Regions from separate parts of the Homo sapiens genome. Here region 2 is linked to region 1. A link is a contact called in ENCODE Hi-C or POLR2A ChIA-PET data. All regions are on one chromosome and are shown on one strand. Each heading gives the region's core, a stretch centred on a gene start or an enhancer-like site at or near the end of the contact. The rest is flanking DNA. Distances are from core to core; before and after follow the strand shown.

Region 1 (4,744 bases), core at 1,251-3,750:
AGATAACATTAATAGTTAACTTCATCATCACTGCCCATCTCAATTTAGGAATCTTGTTAAGACCTAGCACATCTGGTTACTTTCAGGATGAAAAAATAAATAATTTTAAAAAACAGGCCGAGCACAGTGGCTCATGCCTGTAATCCCAGCACTTCAAGAGGCCAAGGCAGGCAGATCACCTGAGGTCAGGAGTTTGAGACCAGCCTGACCAACATGGTGAAACCCCGTCTCTACTGAAAACGCAAAAATTAGCTGGGTGTGGTGGCACTCGCCTGTAATCCCAGCTACTCGGGAGGCTGAGGCAGGAGGATTGCTTGAACCTGGGAGGTGGAGGTTGCAGTGAGCCAAGGTCATGCCACTGCACTCCAGTCTGGGTGATGGAGCAAGACTCTGTCTCAAAAAAACAAACAAAAAACAAACAAACAAAAAACAGAAGGCAAACAATTCAGAGTGTTGCTGGTATATGTTGTGTGACTTTTTGAAAAATGTTAATTTTTTATAGGTTTCATTGATCAGCAGTATGCTGTGAGAGTTGTAAAGATCTATATCTGCTTGTTGGGCTGGGCGCAGTGGCTCACACCTGTAATCCCAGCACTTTGGGAGGCTGAGGCAGGTGGATCACGAGGTCAGGAGATCGAGACCATCCTGGCTAACATGGTGAAACCCCGTCTCTACTAAAAATACAAAAGAATTAGCTGGGCGTGGTGGTGGGCGCCTGTAGTCCCAGCTACTTGGGAGGCTGAGGCAGGAGAATGGCATGAACCCAGGAGGCAGAGCTTGCAGTGAGCTGAGATGGTGCCACTGCAGTCCAGCCTGGGCGACAGAGCGAGACTCTGTCTCAAAAAAAAACAAAAACAAAAACCAAACCAAATAAAAAAACCAAACTAAAACAAAAAGATCTATATCTGCTTATTAAGGCAAAATGGTTAATTTCATATAATATACTTGTTTTGTATACAATACAAAGGAAATACCAATACTTTTGGTCTTTTTGAGAAGTCAACATAAAGCATAGAATATTAATGCTGTAGGGACCTGGAAAATATCTTATCGAATTCTGTCATTTCATAGAGGGGAAGTGAAGGAGCCAGAGACAGTGCTGGGTGTCCCCCAGCCTCTGCTTCAGACAGAGGGGTATAATTGAGACCAGCTGAGGCTGGATGACCTTACCACTAGCTTCAACTATAAAAAGAGAATTGCAGAGGAAAACACAAACTTAGAAGAGGCCAAATTTTCTCTGGAGACTTGGTCTAAGGCAAAGCCTTGTTCTTGAGGAAAGCCTGTTATGGAGATTTGCTTTAGGAGGTGGCTGGCTTGCCACTTTCAGCAAGAGCAGAGTGACAATTCCGAGACCTTAAAGAATAAGGTAACCAAGGGCAGTTCTCAAAATTTTACTCTAAAGGAAGTGAATTGAATTTCCTTGGGAATTTTAGCTATTCAAGAATAAAATCCAAAATGTTTTAGAGAGAAAGAGAGAATTGGGTAAAATACTCTTTTTAAAAGCCAGTTACCCATTTTATTAATTCCAAGTCACAATTGAGTTTAAATGCCCCGTCATTTTAGATACCATGAAGGAGGAAAAATCACTGCCCATTAAGCTGTGATCTAAAGTTTTCTTATCATTTTGATTTTATTTTATGCTTATTGAAAGAACCGTTTGAACTTAGACACAAGTTTTTATCATTGGTCACTCTTACGCCTACAAGAACAAGGAAGGTAAATGGGACTAAGCTGGTTGGAAAGGTTTGCCTCTGTGACAGCCTCATGCTGTCTGAGGACTGGGAAAATTTCAAGGTTGGTTGGGTAAGGTATTCCTAAGGTGGGTTAAAGTATTCCTAAGCTTCTTTACATCAAGAGTTCAGTTCTTCTGTCTCACTCTTCATTGAGCATCATTGATGTCCATGATTTTGTAGATACCTATTACATTGAAGACACTGGTGACTCATCATTTCTTAAAAGAACCTATAAAGTAGCAAAAGACCATTGGCACAGAGCTTTTTACTTGGCTTTGGAATTCAGGGGAGAGCTAGTGTGCTGTGGTTCAGGAATGCGGCTGATCACTTCTTGGCACTCCCTCCCAACCTGTCTTCCACGGCCAACTGATTCTGAGTTCTTACCAGAACTCAAGAGTGTGCCTCTCTTTTTTCAGGATTTTTTTCCCCACACTGCTGATGTTCAGTCATGGTTGGATGGTAAGAACTCGTTTGCAATTACCATAAGGCAGACAGAGATTGTCAGATGCCACTGACTCTGAGACACGTCCTGGTTTCGTGCTTCAGAGATGTAAGAATGTAGAAAGAAATGTGTGATGAACGATGACACAGAAAGACTTTATTTCCTTTATTGCTCTTCTCCGTTTGGTATTTGACCTGTTCTGTTGCAGGCAAGGTCAATTAGCTGCTTTGTATTGTCATTGTAAGGAATCAAGTTGGGAGCGCCTGCCTGGCGTTTCTCTAGGTCACGGTCAGAGCGCTGGTAATCTCCAAGCTGTCAACAGGTGTCCTGTGCAGACAGGGCTGTGGTTGCAGAAGTTTGAAAGAGACTGTAGACCGCATTTCTCTTATTTTGATTTTTTTCTTTCTTTCTTTCTTTTTTTTTTTTTTTTTTTTGAGACAGAGTCTCGCTCTGTCGCCCAGGCTGGAGTGCAGTGGTGTGATCTCGGCTCACTGCAAGCTCCACCTCCCAGGTTCAAGCCACTGCTCCTGTTAAATAAATCTTCTAGTTCCTATGGACTAGGAATGTTCAGTGTAACAGCTGGAAACTGTTAGAAGAGTGGATTAGACAACATATGCATACATGCATTATGGTAGAATACAATGTAGCTATTTAAAAAGTTGCACTTAATTTTTAAAAATATTTAACTGTTCATGCCATATTTTTAAGTGAAAAAAAATCAGATTGCAAAGTACTGTGTGTTATAGAATCCTCACTAAGGATACATATATGCATTTTTTTTGAGATGGAGTCTCGCTCTCTCACCCAGGCTGGAGAGCAGTGGTGTGATCTCGGCTCACTGCAAACTCCGCCTCCTGGGTTCAGGCCATTCTCCTGCCTCAGCCTCCCAAGTAGCTGGGACTACAGGCGCCCGCCACCACACCTGGCTAATTTTTTGTATTTTTAGTAGAGACGGGGTTTCACCGTTTTAGCCAGGATGGTCTCAATCTCCTGACCTTGTGATTCGCCCGCCTCGGCCTCCCAAAGTGCTGGGATTACAGGCGTGAGCCACCGCACCCAGCCCCATATGTGCATTTTACATATGTATTTATATGAAACATTCTGGAAGGATATAAAAATGCTAAAAGTTGTTTATCTTGTGGCATTGGGACTACAAATGAGTATAATGTGCTTATTTGTGCTTACGTGTTCTGAATTTTTTGATAGTGAAGATGTATGCTTTTAAAATTGAAAAAATTAAAAATTGTTATTTATTTTTTAGATGGAGTCTTGCTTTGTCACACAGGATGGAGTGCAGGGGTGCAATCTTGGCTCACTGCAACCTCTGCCTCCCAGGTTCAAGTGATTCTCCTGCCTCAGCCTCCCAAGTAGATGGGATTACAGGCGCACACCACCACGCCAGGGTAATTTTTGTATTTTTAGTAGAGACGGGGTTTTGCCATGTTGGCTAGGCTGGTCTCAAACTCCTGGCCTTAGGTGATCCACCCACCTTGGTCTCCCACAGTGCTGGGATTACAGGCGTGAGCCACTTGCCCAGCCTTAAAAATTGTTATCTACAGGGTTGAGTTCCAAGGTCATCTCTGCTGTGTAAAGTGTCCCTCATCTTAGTCTTCAGAACACTGGCTACCCATGTGCTTCATTGTTGAGAGAGCTCTTGGAGAGCTGACTGCATGGTACTGAAATGACCTGCTTAGGGAATACATCTGTTAAGTCCAGTCCAGGGAATACACCTGTTCCCTGGACTGGACTGTCAACCCCTGGAGGACAGAGGCCATGTCTGATTCATCTTGTATTCTCATATTTGGCCCAGTCTGCCCTCCAGTGAGCATTGGATAAGTGTTTAAGAAATGATGAAGTATTCTAGAAGACTCCTACTATGGCTCTTTTCTGGCTGGTGTGTGTGTATATACATGTATTTTATACACATGTACACACACATGCTTATTATGTGTTCTATGTATTTTGCCTGTTCCAGGGATATTAGAGGTAACTGTACCACCTAGGAGTTAAGTATGGTTATTACTGCTGTTCCAGGGAGGTAAATGGAGGCTGAGAGGTGAGTGAGTGAATTTGCCAGTAGATTTGTCTGAGCTTTGTGTGCCTTACCTGAAACCTTGCTCCTGTCCAGTGTTATTATGCTATCTCCTAAGGATCCACTGTTACCACAAAACACTTTTAAAAACCAATTTCCTCACCGCAACAAGGATAGTCGCCAGGTTCCTGGTGAGGGGAAGGCTGGTTCTGAGTGGAGGTCGGTGAAAAGTCAGCACTGTGTCCCTGCGGCACAGTTTTTCACAGAGCTGGCTCCGTGGGTAGAAACCGACGTCAGGTACTAGAGTCAACACGCCAACCCAAAGTTGTGCCTTGAAGTTGGCTGTCAAACTGTGGTCCTGGTGTTTCTGAGTTCTTGTGACCTGAATAGGAAAAAACTACATAAATAAAAAGCAAAACAAGCCTAGAATCTTCTGTTCTGATCCAGTCGACAATGATCTTATTACTTTGACTAAACCTGCAAGTGGCTCTGTCGATGAAAAAGAGAAAATGGTCAGAACACACAGTCGTTTCTACC
Region 2 (4,744 bases), core at 710-3,209, 370 kb before region 1:
CCAGCTAATTTTTTTGTAGTTTTAGTAAAGACGGGGTTTCACTGTGTTAGTCAGGATGGTCTCCATCTCCTGACCTCGTGATCTGCCTGCCTCGGCCTCCCAAAGTGCTGGGATTACAGGCGTGAGCCACCAAGCCTGGCCTACTCGGTATAGTTTTTTTCCTTTTTGCATTTATCCTGCTTTATGTTCTCTGGCTTCCTGTGGTTTAGTGTCTGACATTAATTTGAGGGAAATTCACAGTCATTATTGCTTCAAATACTGCTTCTGTTCCTTTCTCTTTTTTCTCCTTCTGGGATTCCCCTTATGCATGTATTACACCTTTTGCAAGTGTCCCATAGTTCTTTGATGTTCTGTTTAGTGTTTTTCAGTCGTTTTTTTCTCTTTGTGTTTCAGTTTGGAAGTTTCTGTTATCATATCCCCCAGCTCAGAGATTTTTTTCTTTGGCCATGTCCAGTCTCCTTGTGAGCATGTCAAAGGCATTCTTCATCTCTGTTACAGTGTTTTTGATCTTTAGTATTTCTTTTTGATTCCTTCGTGGAATTTCCATCTCTATGCCTATATTATCCAAGTGTTTTTACATGTTGTCTACCTAGATTTCTTCAGTAAAGCCCTTTGCATATTAACTCATATGAGGGAGTAGGAGTTGGGATTTTCCCTTGCCCCACGTGGAAGGCTACAGCAGGCTGGGATTGGTTATTTCCCTTCTCCAGGTCTGTTAGGCTCTGAAAAGCACCCGACAGGTGAGGCTCGGGTAAAACAGTTTCTCTTGAGGGCAGGTCTTGTTAGAAGAACAGAATGCTCTGTTTTATCTCAAAATGGTTCCTTTTCTCCTCCCCCTGCTGGAAGCTCAAGAGGGTTTTCTTTCTTTAGTATTCACTGTGCAGCTGCTGGAGCTCCTAAAGGTAAACTTACAGAAGTGTGGGGGCCCCCTGTGACTGGGTCATCCTGGAATTTTTAATTCTCAGACCTGTCCACACTGAGCCTCCAACAATTTATCAATTACAGTCCAGGGTTTTGCACCTTGGTACTGGTTCCCATAGAGGTTTCTGCTCTGGTAATTTGTGATTCTCTGTATCTGCCTGCCTGCCTCTCTAATTTTGGGGCAGCAGTGTGCCCTTGACCTCATTTCTCTGAGGGCTATAAGATGAGTCATTGACTTCACAGTTTGTAAATCTCCTGGCATAGATGCTTGATAGATGGTAGCTGCGGTGGGGGGACTCTCTGGAGCTCAATGTTTCATTTGGGCAGTGGTGTGGGGTTGGAACTTGTCCATGCTCTCTACTCAATGCCCTTATCACTAGGATGCTCAGCGGTTTCCTGGTACCCTTGCTGTTTCCTGGGTTATTGGGGGCGAAGGAGGTACTTTCCTCCTACAGCAACAGTGGCTTCCCAAGCTCCTCTTTGTAGCATCAACTTTTGTCGAACCAGAGGCATGAGTTGACCATCCCACCGTGGGCAGGAAGGCATGAGCTCCCTCCCTTTGGACCAAAGGCTTCAGCTTACCCATGAATCTAAAGAGCAGAGCAACAAAGAGTGACAAGGCAGCAGCAGCAAACCACGGCACAATTTATGGAGCATGGAAAAGACTCTGGAGCTTCCCATTGGTATTTAAGCCACATTCTGAGGCTCAGCGAACAATCACTGTCAGGCACATTATCTTTGAATACAAAGGACAACAAAGTGTAATACAGTCTGCAGTTCAGCCCAACATTCTTGTCGGTAACATTTCCAATTTTTTATTTTTCTCACTAGTTGACAATATTATGATTTCTTCCTACAGGGGATGAAACTGCAAGCCCCTGCCTATTTCCCTGCTTGGCTATTATTTGAGGTTCTATTATAAGCCTCTGGCAGGCCGCCACAGACATATAAACCTTTTTTTTTTCAAGGCTACACACGTGGTACTCAGTTTCCATTCAACTTTTGTCCGCTCTGGTCAGGGATGGTGCTGACGACAGACCCCAAGATCTCAGTAATCTTGGGAATTAGGTTGAGGTTTCAGAACTCGTGATTGCAGAGTCAAATCATGCAGACTTGGCAAAGCCGTCCCTGCCAAACGCCCCTTTTATCTGAATTAAAAAACATGGTGCCAGATTCCAAGCTGTGTACTCATTCCAAAAAGTCTTATGTTTTCTGGCATCATTTAACTTTTAGGTCAACAGAGTTTAAAATATAGCTTTGCCTTTTTCCATTAACACCTAATAAGACCCTGTGTAGTTTTAGAAAAGCACTGTGAATATTACAGTATTTTGTATTTGGGAAAAAAAAACAAAATCTATTTCCTCTTAAAAAAGAACTGAGGAGCAAGTAAGGAAGCAGACTTAGTGTTCATAGTAATATTACATGTTTTTAAGTTAAGGTATCTTTCAAGATAAAAATGCATTTTAAATTATTACTGTTTTGTATTTAGCTGTGGCATGTGGTTTATTCTGCAACTTTAATGACCCTTAAAGGAGTGGGTGATTTTGTGCTTACCTTAAGAGGGCATGGGTTAATAAAGGTTGAAAAGACTGTTGTAGATTTCAGTTTTATTATGAATTCCTTGCTCATTTAAAGTGATAGTTACCATCTACGTCTTTTCTGAGAGAGACACCAAGGTGCAGGCAGGTTCATTACAGAAAAACACAGTATGTTGAAAAAACTCTTTGTTCTGTAAATTGATTGGGCCAAATTTCTGGATTTGAAGGGAATTGGAAGGGAGCTTCGGTGCTATGGAGGGCCCAGCAGAGACAGGGGCATGAGGTGTGGCGATGCTTCGAGCTGCCCCCACATCCGCCTTGCGCTGTGGGTCAGTGTCTGTTTGAAGGAGTCACTGAGTGGGTGAGGGGTGGCCCTGGCTGGTGCTGCAGCCTGTGGTGCTCCTAAGTGGCAGTGACAGCTCATTCAGCAGCAGTGTGACCTTTGGGGGAATGCCTGCCACTCATTTACTTGGGAGAATCCCAGACTTTCAGGCCACAGGCTCCTTGCCTATAAAATGAGAGATATGGATTAGATGATTTGCAGGGTCCCCCTCCAGTCTAAAATGCTATGATTCTATGGAATTAAGCCCATTTGATCTAAGAATGGAACCAAAAACCTTCTGCGTGTGTGTATGATGGAGGAATGGATTGTAATGCAGATAAGATGAAATAGTCCTTTTAGCCTTATTTTTGCCTTTCCCCATCTCAATGGTGTTTTTTTTTTTTCCCCCTCAGTGCATATTATCTGCTCTGTGCTGAGCAGGTTCAGAAAAGTATAAACCATATTCCTTCCCTTAGGATGCTTAAAATTTCATGGAGGAAGTCACTAACACATGAAATAGTAACATGGAGCCACAGATAATTCTTTTTTTTTTTTTTTTGAGACAGGGTCTCATTCTGTTGCCCATGCTGGAGTGCAATGTTTTGATCTCTGCTTACTGCAACCTCCATTTCCCATGCTCAAGCTATCCTCCTGCCTGAGCCTCTACCTCCCAAGTAGTTGGAATTACAGACTCACACCACAACACCCAGCTAATTTTTGTGTATATATATATATATGTGTGTGTGTATATATCTATATATATATTTTGAGATAGGGTCTTACTCTGTTGCCCAGGCTGGAGTACAGTGGCTCAATCTCCACTTACTGCAACCTCTGCCTCCGGGGTTCAAGTGATTCTCCCACCTCAGCCTCTTGAGTAGCTAGGACTACAGGTGTGCACCACCACGCTTGGCTAATTTTTTTATTTTTTTTATTTTTTGGTGGAGACAGGGTTTCACCATGTTGGCCCAGGCTGGTCTTGAACTCCTGACCTCAAGTGATCTGCCTGCCTTGGTCTCCCAATGTTCTGGGATTACAGGCGTGAGCCACCATGCCCAGTCTAATTTTTGTATTTTTTGTAGAGATGGGGTCTAGTCATGTTGCCCAGGCTGGTCTCAAACTCCTGAGCTCAAGCGATCCACCTGCCTTGGCCTCCTAAAGTGCTGGGATTGCAGGCGTGAGCTAATGCACCTGGCTAGCCATATAAAATTCCAGGTGGAAGGGAACTGTGGAGCAGAATTAAGAGGAGCAGGTTCAAGTTTTCACTCCGATACCACCTTGTCGGTGGGGTTGAGCCCCACTACCTCTTTATTATTGCAGTTTACACCTTGGTGTTTCCCCCAGCTCTGCTCATCAGCCTTAGCCTACTCTCCTTTGTTTTTTCTTTGCTTTTGTTTACTAATATATCCCAAGTGCCTAGAACGGTGCCTCAATAAATTAGGCACTGAAATAGACATTTGTTGAATGAATGAATGGATGGATGAGGGAAAGTAGGGACAGAAAGCAGAAACAGAGAGGTGGGATTTAGGTGGGCCTCAAAGGCTGAGCACATACACCTTTGTAGAGAGGGACAAGGCCACCTATAAATGATAGGGCTGCTTATACTGTTAGATTGACAGGTCTCTGTTTTGAGCACTGTTTGTTGAGATGAAACTCCTGGAAAAATCCTGAAGACCCCTGATCCTGTGTTCTCCATGGACACATTAAGCCCCTGCAGAGGCCATTGTGATTGTAAGTGAACTTTTTTACTTTGAACAGTAAGATGTCACTGGGTGGGTCCCCCATGCTGTGGCTCTCTTTCTCTCCAGGCAAGCCATTGTTAGAAATGCCTCTCCGTGCTCAAACAGCAACAGCTGCTCCTGGGCACATCCTGGGCACCTTGCAGAGCAGAGTGAGGTGAGCACTAAGGGACCTGAGGATCTTCCAATCTGGTGGTTCCCCAATGTTGGCTTCACATTAGGAT

Evidence for each region. A loop is a pair of places that touch in the nucleus more often than their neighbours do. ChIA-PET counts read pairs that join two places held with the same protein, here RNA polymerase II (POLR2A).
Region 2: a loop to region 1 is called in a map of posterior vena cava, with 5 times the contacts of the local background. The contact joins two enhancer-like sites. A Hi-C loop is called at or near these places in 1 of 168 maps with a recorded cell type or tissue (posterior vena cava). POLR2A ChIA-PET finds 5 or more read pairs at or near these places in 3 of 52 experiments (IMR-90, OCI-LY7 and naive thymus-derived CD4-positive, alpha-beta T cell).

Annotation. Positions count from the first base shown.
Region 1 is chr6:156,286,332-156,291,075 of GRCh38, reverse strand. All of the region lies in intron 2 of LOC101928923 (a long non-coding RNA gene), which reads left to right. Among named protein-coding and RNA genes, the nearest start is that of SNORD28B, 90 kb to the left of the region's middle. Within about 2 kb of position 2,500, at least 3 of the 41 ENCODE cell types and tissues checked have a DNase peak (open chromatin) inside an H3K27ac peak, as active enhancers do.
Region 2 is chr6:156,655,580-156,660,323 of GRCh38, reverse strand. No RefSeq gene overlaps it. Among named protein-coding and RNA genes, the nearest start is that of ARID1B, 120 kb to the left of the region's middle. RefSeq lists enhancers at 2,257-2,770, 2,771-3,285, 4,210-4,744. Within about 2 kb of position 1,959, at least 3 of the 41 ENCODE cell types and tissues checked have a DNase peak (open chromatin) inside an H3K27ac peak, as active enhancers do.